2 separate regions of the Homo sapiens genome follow, and region 1 is linked to region 2. Evidence: read pairs that join two places in POLR2A ChIA-PET (ENCODE). Cell type or tissue: Panc1. All regions are shown on one strand.

What was found. Peaks named below come from ENCODE experiments on the same cell type or tissue, not always from the same donor. Only the 100,000 strongest peaks of a DNase experiment are listed, where the experiment ranks them.
Region 1: POLR2A ChIA-PET joins it to region 2 with 9 read pairs; 2 of 35 experiments call an interaction of 5 or more read pairs at or near these places.

Annotation. Positions count from the first base shown.
Region 1 is chr1:987,939-992,938 of GRCh38, forward strand. No RefSeq gene overlaps it. Among named protein-coding and RNA genes, the nearest start is that of PERM1, 8.3 kb to the left of the region's middle. In Panc1, no CTCF peak of the experiment used is centred here; no DNase peak of the experiment used is centred here.
Region 2 is chr1:1,155,359-1,160,358 of GRCh38, forward strand. It overlaps LOC124903820 (a long non-coding RNA gene), which reads left to right. Exons shown (of 3, transcript XR_007065351.1): 2 at 3,124-3,326. Among named protein-coding and RNA genes, the nearest start is that of MIR200BHG, 5.0 kb to the right of the region's middle. RefSeq lists silencers at 2,475-2,714, 2,785-2,964 and an enhancer at 3,315-3,384. In Panc1, no CTCF peak of the experiment used is centred here; a DNase peak (open chromatin) is centred at 2,273; H3K4me3 peaks cover 911 bases; H3K27ac peaks cover 1,460 bases.

The sequences.
Region 1 (5,000 bases), 170 kb before region 2:
CCTGAGCCGCCGCGCCCAGTCTTTTCATGTTTTTAACACTGTGTCTTGAAAAAGAGTTCATGCTTAACAATGAGGATACACAAAATTTTTTTAAAAAAGAAAAAGAAAAGTTCTTCCTTTTAATGAAGTCTAATTTGCCCATTTTTCTTGATGTATTATTCTTTTGGTGTCGTATCTAAGAAATCTTTGCCTAAAGGTCACAAAGATTTTTAAAGTTTTCTCCAAAAAGTTTTATGGTTAGATTTTGCATTTAGGACTATGATCTATTTTTAGTTAATTTGTGTATATGGTGTGAGGTAAGAATCTGTTAATTTATTTGCATATGGATATACAGTTGTTTTTGAACCACTGTTGAAAAGACTCTCCCGGCCGGGCGCAGTGACTCAAGCCTGTAATCCCAGCACTTTGGGAGGCTGGGGTGGGTGGATCATGAGGTCAGGAGTTGGAGACCAGCCTGACCAACATGGTGAAACCCTGTTTCTACTAAAAATACAAGAATTAGCTGGGTGTGGTGGCATGCGCCTATAATCTCAGCTACTCAGGAGGCTGAGGCAGGAGAATTCCTTGAATTCGGGAGGTGGAGGTTGCAGTGAGCCGAGATCGCACCATTGCACTCCAGCCTGGGTGACAGAGGGAGACTCCATCTCAAAAAAAAAAAAAAAGAAAGAAAAGAAAAGAAAAGACTCTCCTTTCTCTATTGAATTGTCTTTGTCAAAAGCAGCTGACCATCCATCCATGGGCTGGCCCATTTCTGGAGTTCTGGGTTGATTGTTTCTGGAGTTCGGGGTTGATTGTTTCTGGCGTTTAGGGTTGATTGTTTCTGGCGTTCAGGGTTGATTGTTTCTGGAGTTCAGGGTTGATAGTTTCTGGAGTTCTGGGTGGAGTGTTTCGGGAGTTCTGGGTTGATTGTTTCTGGGGTTCAGGGTTGATTGTTTCTGGAGTTCAGGGTTGATTATTTCTGGTGTTCTGGGTTAATTGTTTCTGGAGTTCAGGGTTGATTGTTTCTGGAGTTTGGGGTTGACTGTTTCTGGAGTTCTGGGTTGATTGTTCCTGGAGTTCAGGGTTGATTGTTTCTGGAGTTTGGGGTTGACTTTCTGGAGTTCGTGGTTGATTGTTTCTAGAGTTTGGGGTTGATTGTTTCTGGAGTTCGTGGTTGATTGTTTCTGGAGTTCTGGGTTGACTGTTTCTGGAGTTCAGGGTTGATTGTTTCTGGAATTTGGGGTTGATTGTTTCTGGAGTTCTGGGTTGATTGTTTCTGGAGTTCTGGGTTGATTGTTTCTGGAGTTCTGGGTTGATTTTTTCTGGAGTTCAGGGTTGATTGTTTCTGGAATTCGGGGTTGACTGTTTCTGCAGTTCTGGGTTGACTGTGGAGTTCAGGATTGAATGTTTTCTGAAGTTCGGGGTTGATTGTGTTTGGAATTCTGGGTAATTTCCTTGTCAATATATATTTTGCCAACGTTTCCTCCCATATGTGATGTCTTTTCACTTTTTGATAATGCCATTTGAAACATAAGTTTTAAATTTTGATGATGTCTAATTTTTTTCTTTGGTCACTTATGCTTCTGGTATCTGTTTTAGTCTATTTTGTGCTGCCTTAATAGGATATCTGAGACTGGGTAATTTATAATGAACAGAAATTTATTTCTCACAGTTCTGGAGGCTGGGAAATGCAGATGAAGGTGCTGGCGTCTGATGAGCTCCTTCCTTCTGTGTCATCCCTGGACAAAGAAGACAGAGTGGGAGAGCAGGAGGGGCTGGACCCCCCTTCCATGAGGAACCCACTCCCACGATACCAGCGTTCATCTCTTCGTGAGGGCAGAGCCTCCATAAGCTAAACACCTCTTAAAGGTCCCACCTCCCAACACTTCCACATGGGGGTCAAGCTCCCGGCACATGAGCTTTTGGGGCCATATCCAAACCACAGCAGTATCCTACCTAAGAAGACTTTTGCCCAAGGTCTTTCCAAACCCAAGATCATGACAATTTACTGCTATATTTTCTTCTAAAAGTTTTATAGTTTTAGCTCTTATGTCTGTCATCCATTCTGTTTTGTTTTGCTTTGTTTTTGTTTTTTTGAGACGGAGTCTCACTCTGTCGCCCAGGCTGGAGTGAAATGGCGTGATCTTGGCTCACTGCAACCTCTGCCTCCCAGGTTCAAGCGATTCTCCTGCCTCACCCTTCTGAGTAGCGGGGATTCCAGCCGCCTGCCACCATGCCCGGCTAACTTTTTGTATTTTTTAGTAGAGATAGGGCTTCACCATGTTGGCCAGGCTGGTCTCAAACTCCTGACCTCAAGTGATCCGCCCACCTCAGCCTCCCAAAGTGCTGGGATTACAGGCGTGAGCCACCGCACCCGGCCCTTTTTTTTTTTTTAGATGAAGTTTCACTCTTCTCGCCCAGGCTGGAGTGCAATGGCACAATCTCGGCTCACTGCAACCTCTGCCTCCCAGATTCAAGCGATTCTCCTGCCTCAGCCTCCCGAGTAGCTGGGACTGCAGGCACCCACCACCACGCTGGCTAATTTTTGTATTTGTAGTAGAGACGGGGTTTCACCATCTTGGCCAGGCCGGTCTCGAACTCCTGACCTCAGGCGATTCGGCATGAGCCACCATGCCTGGCCTGTCATTCATTTTGAGTTCTCTGTGTGTGTGATGTGAATAATGTGAGCAGCTTCCCTCACGGGCATGTGGATGTTCGGGTGTCTCAGCACCATTTGTTAAAGATGAGTCTTTCCTCCATCGAATTGTCTTGGCACCCGTATTGAAAATCAGTTGACTGTAGGCCGGGCACAGTGGCTCAAGCCTGTAATCCCACCACTTTGGGAGGCCGAGGCAGGAGGATCACTTGAGGTCAGGAGTTCAAGACCAGCCTGGCCAACATAGTGAAACTCTGTCTCTACTAAAAATACACAAATTAGCCAGGCACGGTGACCGGTGCCTGTAGTCCCAGCTACTTGGGAGGCTGAGGCACAAGAATCGCTTGAGCCCGGGAAGTGGAGGTTGCAGTGACCCGAGATTGCGCCACTGCCCTCCCGAGACTCCATCTCAAAAAAACAAGTTTCATTTTTATATTGTTCATTGCCAGTGTGAACAAATACAATTGATTTTTGAAAAATTGATCTTGTGCCCTCCAAGTATTCTATACCTTGCTGTACCTGTTTATTAGTTCTAATAACTTTTTTAGTGGCTTCCTTTGGATTTTCTATATATGAGATCATGTCATCTGAAAAGTTTCACATCTTTTTCTTTTCTTTTGAGACAAGGTCTCACTCTGTCATCCAGGATGGAATGCACTGGTGCAATATCTGCTCACTGCAACCTCTGCCTCCTGGGCCTAAGCAGTCGCCCCACCTCAGCCTGCAGAGTAGCTGGGGCTGCAGGTGCACACCACTATGCCCAGCTGATTTTTGCATTTTTTTCCTTTTCTTGGTAGAGACAGGGTCTCACTATGTTGCTCAGGCTTGTCTTGAACTCTTGGGCTCAAGTGATCCTCCCGCCTTGGCCTCCCAAAGTGCTGGGATCACGTGCAGGTGTGAACCACTGAGCCTGGCCCTGGATACCTTTTATTTCACTTTCATTTTCTTTTCTTTTCTTTTTTTTTCTTTTTGAGATGGAGTTTCATTCTTGTTGCCCAGGCTGGAGTGCAACGGCGCGATCTCAGCTCACTGCAACCTCTGCCTCCCAGGTTCAAGTGATTCTCCTGCCTCAGCCTTCTGAGTAGCTGGGATTACAGGCATGCACCACCATGCCTGGCTAATTTTGTATTCTTAGTAGAGACAGGGATCACCATGTTGGTCAGGCTGGTCTCGAACTCCCGACCTCAGGTGATCTGCCTGCCTCGGCCTCCCAAAGTGCTGGGATTACAGGCGTGAGCCATGATGCTCAGCCTCTTTTATTTCATTTTCTTTCCTAATTGCTCTGGCAGGAACTTCCTGGAGTGTCAAAAGTAAGAGGCAGGAGTGAGCATTGCTGTTTTATCGTGGCATTTTGTTGACGTGATTGCGACGCTCCGGGAGTCTCTGTCCAGGTTCTTGTGCTGAGAGGCTCCTTGGATCAGTGGGTTTATGGTTCCCATCAAGCTTGGAAAAACTCCAATCATTATTTCTTCAGCTATTTTACCTTCTTCCCCTCTTCTGGGACCAACTCCAATTAAACGTATGTTAGGCCACTCAACGTTGTCTCACAGCTCACCATTCTATTTCTCTGTTTTTCAGTTTTTTTGTTTGTTTGTTTGTTTTTTGAGACAGAGTCTTGCTCTATTACCCAGGCTGGAGTGCAATGGCACGATCTCGGCTCACTGCAATCTCTACCTCCCGGGTTCAAGCAATTCTCTGCCTCAGCCTCCCAAGTAGCTGAGATTACAGGTGCCTGCAACTACGCCCAGCTAATTTTTTTGTTGTTGTTGTATTTTTTGTAGAGATGGGGTTTCACCATGTTGGCCAGGCTGGTCTTGAACTCCTGACCTCAGGCGATCCACCTGCCTTGGCCTCCCAAAGTGCTGGGATTACAGGCATAAGCCACCGCGCCCAGCCTCTCTGTTTTTTAAAATCTGTTTTATTTTAAATAGTTTTTATTGTTATAGTTTCGAGTTGACTACTGTTTTCCTTTCCAGTGTCTAACCTGTTGGTACTTCCCCCCAGTGCATTTCTCAAATCACACATCATAATTTTCATCTCTAGAAGTTCCCCGTTGGGATTTTTGTAACTTCAAAGTCCCTAACACATTCGATATTTCCTCTAGCTTCCACTTTTCTAGTTTATTTCTGTTTTTGTTTAGAGATGAGATCTCGCTTTGTTGCCCAGGCTGGCCTTGGCATCTTGAGTAGCTGGGACTATAGGCACACACAACCACACCTGGAATAGCTTCTTGGAGTAAGTTGTAGCAGCAGCTTTCATATCCTTGTCTATGAATTCTATCATCTCTAACATTGCTGGAATCTTCCTGTCCATGTGGGGAGGGTTCATGTGTCCGTCATCTGGGAGGGTCCATGTGTCTGTCATC
Region 2 (5,000 bases):
AGTGTTTTTTGGTCTGTGTCTGATAATCCAATATCTCAGGCCCCTGTGGGGCTTGCTGGTGTCTGATTCCATCCGTTCTTGCTTATATCATATCTTTGCGAGACTGGTTATCTTCGACGGCGTGCTGGTCATTGTACTTGAACAAGTATCTGTAGGACGATTTGATGCCTCGAGCAAAGGCACTGCCCCATTCGGCTTTCCTCTGCCAGACACCTGGGACAATACTGCCTGGGCCTGAGTGGCCTTTGGAAGACCACTGTGGAAGTGACTTGAACTGGGGCTGCGAGGATGGAGTCACTTCACTTCGTCCTCACTTTGGGAGTGGAGCCCTTTGGGACTCCCAGGTTTTGTGGGGAGGGTCTCCTGGTGGATGATTTCCACATTGGAACAAAAGTTCACATCTGCTGACCCCCGAGGAACGTGGCAGAGTGCTCTAGGCAATATTTTATCCATGGCTTTGGCTTAGTGAGTTCTTACCAGCTCCTTGGCTCTTCGAAGCTTTAATCGGATGGTTGAACATTTCAGTACTTTTCAGCCAGCAGGTGGATCTGAGAACCTCCGCCAGCACGCCTGCAAACAGGCCACCCCTGTGGGCACTGGCCATGTCTCCTGCCTGGGGCACTCTCTCCCTTTGGCCTTCAGGACCCCACACTCTTCCCATCCAGGAGTCCTGGGATTCCTCAGGGCACCGCCAACCTGACCACAGCCTCCGTTCCCTCGTCATCAGGCGAAGCCAGTGCACTTCCACCCAGGCTCTGCCGGGCGCCGTAACCAGCATGGAGTCCCCACTCGGGAAACTCCCACTCAAACTACACCTGCTCAGCTGGAATCTGCAGGAAATCTGTGCCGACGACACCAGGGAAGAGTGTGCACATTCTTCCCAGCCTCCAGACGCCTTGTCCCCATCTCCATCCACCCCCTCCATTTCCCCGGCACCAGCACCCCAGCCCGCTGGTTCCCAGGAATGCCTGTGCTCCGGTGGCTGAGTGGGCTGAGCCTCAGAGGCACGTGGTGACCGGCTGCCCACAGGCTGGGCTGGGAGGCCATAGGGTCACCTCTGGATTTGAGCCTCAGAGGCACGTGGTGACCGGCTGCCCACAGGCTGGGCTGGGAGGCCGTAGGGTCACCCCTGGATTTGGCGCCCTAGAGGCCTCTGGGGACGAGGGTGGCTGTGGAGGACTGGGGCAGATCTCAATGAATAACTGAGAAGAAAACAAAGGGACAGGCTGCAGATCAGGCTCCCGGGAGAGGGCTGTGTCTCAGACCACGGGCAAAGCTTCCAGACTTTTGGTTAACGCCTTTCTGAGAATTCAGTAGAGGCCGTGGCTAAGCCTCACAGCTATCAGGGATACAGCCCTGGGGGAGGACATGGGAGCTTCAGGGCCTCAGGTGGAGGTGGGTCCGGTCAGGGTGAGCCAGGCTGAGGAGGCTGTGCTGACCCACAGGCCCCAGCTGGACACGGGCAGGTCCCAGAGCTTGGTTCAGGGCAAGAAGGTGGGGGGAAGGTGGGCCAGCACTTGCTTAGGGGGGCGGGGGGAGGTCCCGGGCACTGGGCTGGTCCGCCCTGTGGCAACCCTCTGTGGGCAGACCCAAGGTCGCACAGCAGGACCAGGACCCAGGACCTCGGGCTGGGGACAGAGTGACCTTCTGGCTTGAACCGTGGTGCCCTGAGCTTGCAGTGGCCAACAGGTGCCTGGGGTCTTGGGTCAGGTGGGAGGAGCCGGGACAAAGTGGGAGAAAAGGTAGCTAGCTGGAAGAGGGTGCAGGAGGCCCCCCGCTCTGTGCAGCATTAAATCATGGTGGGGTCACCTGCCTTGTCTGGCAGCATGGTAGAAGGGCATGGCCTGGGCGGGGAGCACTGGGCCCTGGAATCAAGGTCCAGAGGCAAAGGCAGCAGGTGGATCCAGCGAGCCCTAGGGACTGCAGCCCCGCCCCCAGCCCACCCATCCCGCCCCCAGCCCACCCATCCCATCCCCGCCCACCCATCCCATCCCCGCCATCCCCGCCATCCCCGCCATCCCCGCCATCCCCGCCATCCCCGCCATCCCCGCCATCCCCGCCATCCCCGCCCCCAGCTCCGCCCCAGCCCAGCCCCTCCATCCCCGCCCCGCCCGCAGCCCCGCCCCAGCCCTGCCTCCCATCGGCCTGGAGGCTCCCTGGCCTTCCTGCCGGGGTGGAAACGGGTGTCTGCTACCGGGGTTCGTGTGGAGCAGGAAGGGGGAAGGCGACGAGGTGGAAAAGACCGCTGGGCGCCCCGAGGAGGCGGAGCTGCTGGGAGGGGCCTCCCTCCGCCCGATCCTGTTTAATCTCAAACTCTAGGCCCTGGGGACGCGCCACCCTTCCCGCCGAGGAGACTGGGTTTTCCTCCCAGGGTTCTCCAAGCAAAGCCTGTCTGTGTTCCAGGCTGGTGCTGACTAGAGGAGGCAAAGCCAAAATTAGCCCCAGGCCCTCCCTCAAGTAGTGAAGGGGCCACCGGGCCTCCCCTCAACCCGTAGGGGGTCACGGGCCCCGCCCCGCTCCCGGTCAAGACCCTGACATTGCGGAGGGTCAGGAGGGGGGAGCGAGGATCCGGGGCCTGGCACCCTGGGTGGGGCACCGTCCCCAGGGAGGGTTGGGCAGGCGCCCCCAGCCTCCAGCCATCCCGCCCGCTGTGGGCGCCCCGGTGGCCGAGGAGCCAGGAGCGGCTCCCGGGGCTGTGCGCGGAGAACCCGGAAGAAGCGGAGGAGCCCCGGGCGGCGCTGAGCTGTGTCCCTGCCTGAGGGGGGCCCCAGCCCTGAGCCCGCAGCTCCAGAGGCTCCTGGGCCCTCCCCTTCTTCCCAGCACCGTCCCAGGGGGAAGGTAGCCCCCGGCGCAGGCGGGACCCTCGGCAGTCTGGCCCAAGAAACGGGGACCCTGTGGCTTCCTGTGTCTGGTGCCATCAGGAAGTAGCCCCGAGCCAGAGCACAAAGGGCCTTTGTCCTGCCTGCCCCGCCCAGCGAGACCTCGGGCCCAGCCAGGGCTGGGGGCTGGGGGCTGGGTACCCTCTGGCCGGCTCTGCCACCAGCCGCCAGCCTGGTCCCCGGAGAGCCACACCCCCTCCCCTCCACGGTCCCCACCCGGCTGCCATGACAATGTCCTACCCAGCAGGAGGACCAGGCCGGAACCTTTGGCAGCCACCAGTTCCTGGAGATTCCGACACCAAGTGCAGCCACTGTGCGGGGCCGGGTGTGGAGTGGCCCCACACCGACCAGCTCACGCCAGCTGGCAGAGCCACTGGGCCCCCTCCGTGGAGGAGGAGAGAGGCCTCGGGCGCCACGCGCTGTGCCCCAGGGCCACTCACTTCCTTGGTAGGTGGGGGATGCCGGCCTGGGCCTCCCGAGACTTGAGCCCTGCCCCTGCCCTTGCCCCCAGAGAGACCTGTGCCAGCGAGCGTCCCAGGCCTCCCCTCCCTGAGCCTTGCACCCGGGCGGTGCGGGGGCCCTGCTGCACCCCAGAGCGGGCATCAGCCCTCAGCCACTCCGTTAGCAATCCTCCCCCCAGCTCAGGGCCTCAGAACTGGCCATCCACGGAGCTCAGAGGCACCCGAGGGCCCTGGGGCCTGGGTAGGGACTGGCCAGCTCGGGGTCCTCCAGCAGCCATACCCAGGTTCATCCAGGATGAAAGCAGGGCAGTGGGAACCACGTGATTGGTTTAAAAGCAGGTGAGGGGCCGGGCATGGTGGCTCATGCCTGTAATCCTGGCACTTTTGGAGGCCAAGGCAGGCGGATCACCCGAGGTCAGGAGTTTGAGACTAGCCTGGCCAACACGGCAAAACCCCTGTCTCTACTAAAAATACAAAAATTAGCTGGGCATGGTAGTGCACACCTGTAGTCCCAGCTACTCTGATGGCTGAGACAGGAGAATCACTTGAACCCGGGAGGTGGTGGCTGCAGTGAGCCGAGATCGCACCACTGCACTCCAGCCTGGGCAACAGAGCCAGACTCCATTTAAAAAAAGAAAAGCAGGTGAGGACGTGTGAGCAAGTCTGGGCCATGCTGCCAAGCTCCCGCTTCTCCGAGCAGCTCCACACAAGGAGCAGAGGCAGCTCCAGTTCCACAGCCAGACACAGTCATTTTCCCTCTACTCAGGAATTAGGCAGGATGGTGTGGGGCCTGAGTGTCACCATGAAGCCGGGAAGCAGGTGTTCAGCCAGACGCAAATATTCCTCCTCAAAGCCAGGGGAGCGGCCACAGTGGATTTTATTATGGGGCGACGGGGGCACGCCCAGTGCCCCGCCACTCTCCATGTCCACAGCAGCGAGGGTGGAGGGCCCTGTGCTGTGCAGGGCAGAGCTCGGCTGCACCTGGGCCAGGACACAGCTGCCCAGGTGGGAGGAACCGTGGACGGGGCTGGGGCCTTCCTCGTCCCAGGGCTGGTGAGCTGCTCGCTCACTGTTTCTCAGTTCCAGGTAGACACAGTTTATAATTCTGCAGAAAACTCTGGGGCCTTTTGCCTTTGTGTTTTCTTTTTTGAGACAGGGTCTGACTCTGTGGCCCAGGCTGGAGTGCGGTGGTGCGATCACGGTTCACCGAAGCCTCCACCTCCCAGGCTCAGCAATCCTCCCACAGGTGGGCCCACAGGTGTGCACCACCACAGCCAGCTAAGTTTTAAATTTTTTGTAGAGACGGGGTCTCACCATGTTGCCCAGGCTGGTCTCAAACTCCTGGGCTCAGTTGATCCGCCCGCCTCGGCCTCCCAAAGTGCTGGGATTACAGGCGTGAGCCACCGCACCCGGATGGTGTTTTACCACTGAGGTCAGAGGGCAGACGTTGCTCCAAGCGTTTCGTCTGCGGGTGGAGCTTTGGAACTGATGGAGAAGGCAGAGTCCTGACCAGGGGCCGCCATCAGAGCGCAGGGACGGTCGGGGGGGATGCGCAGGGAGGAGGGAAGGGAAGGAAGGAGGTGCCAAGCCCTCCGCTCAGTGGAGGTCAGTGGAGGTTTGCTTCCTGCTCACACTGGGCCTGATTGGGTCGGAGGGCACG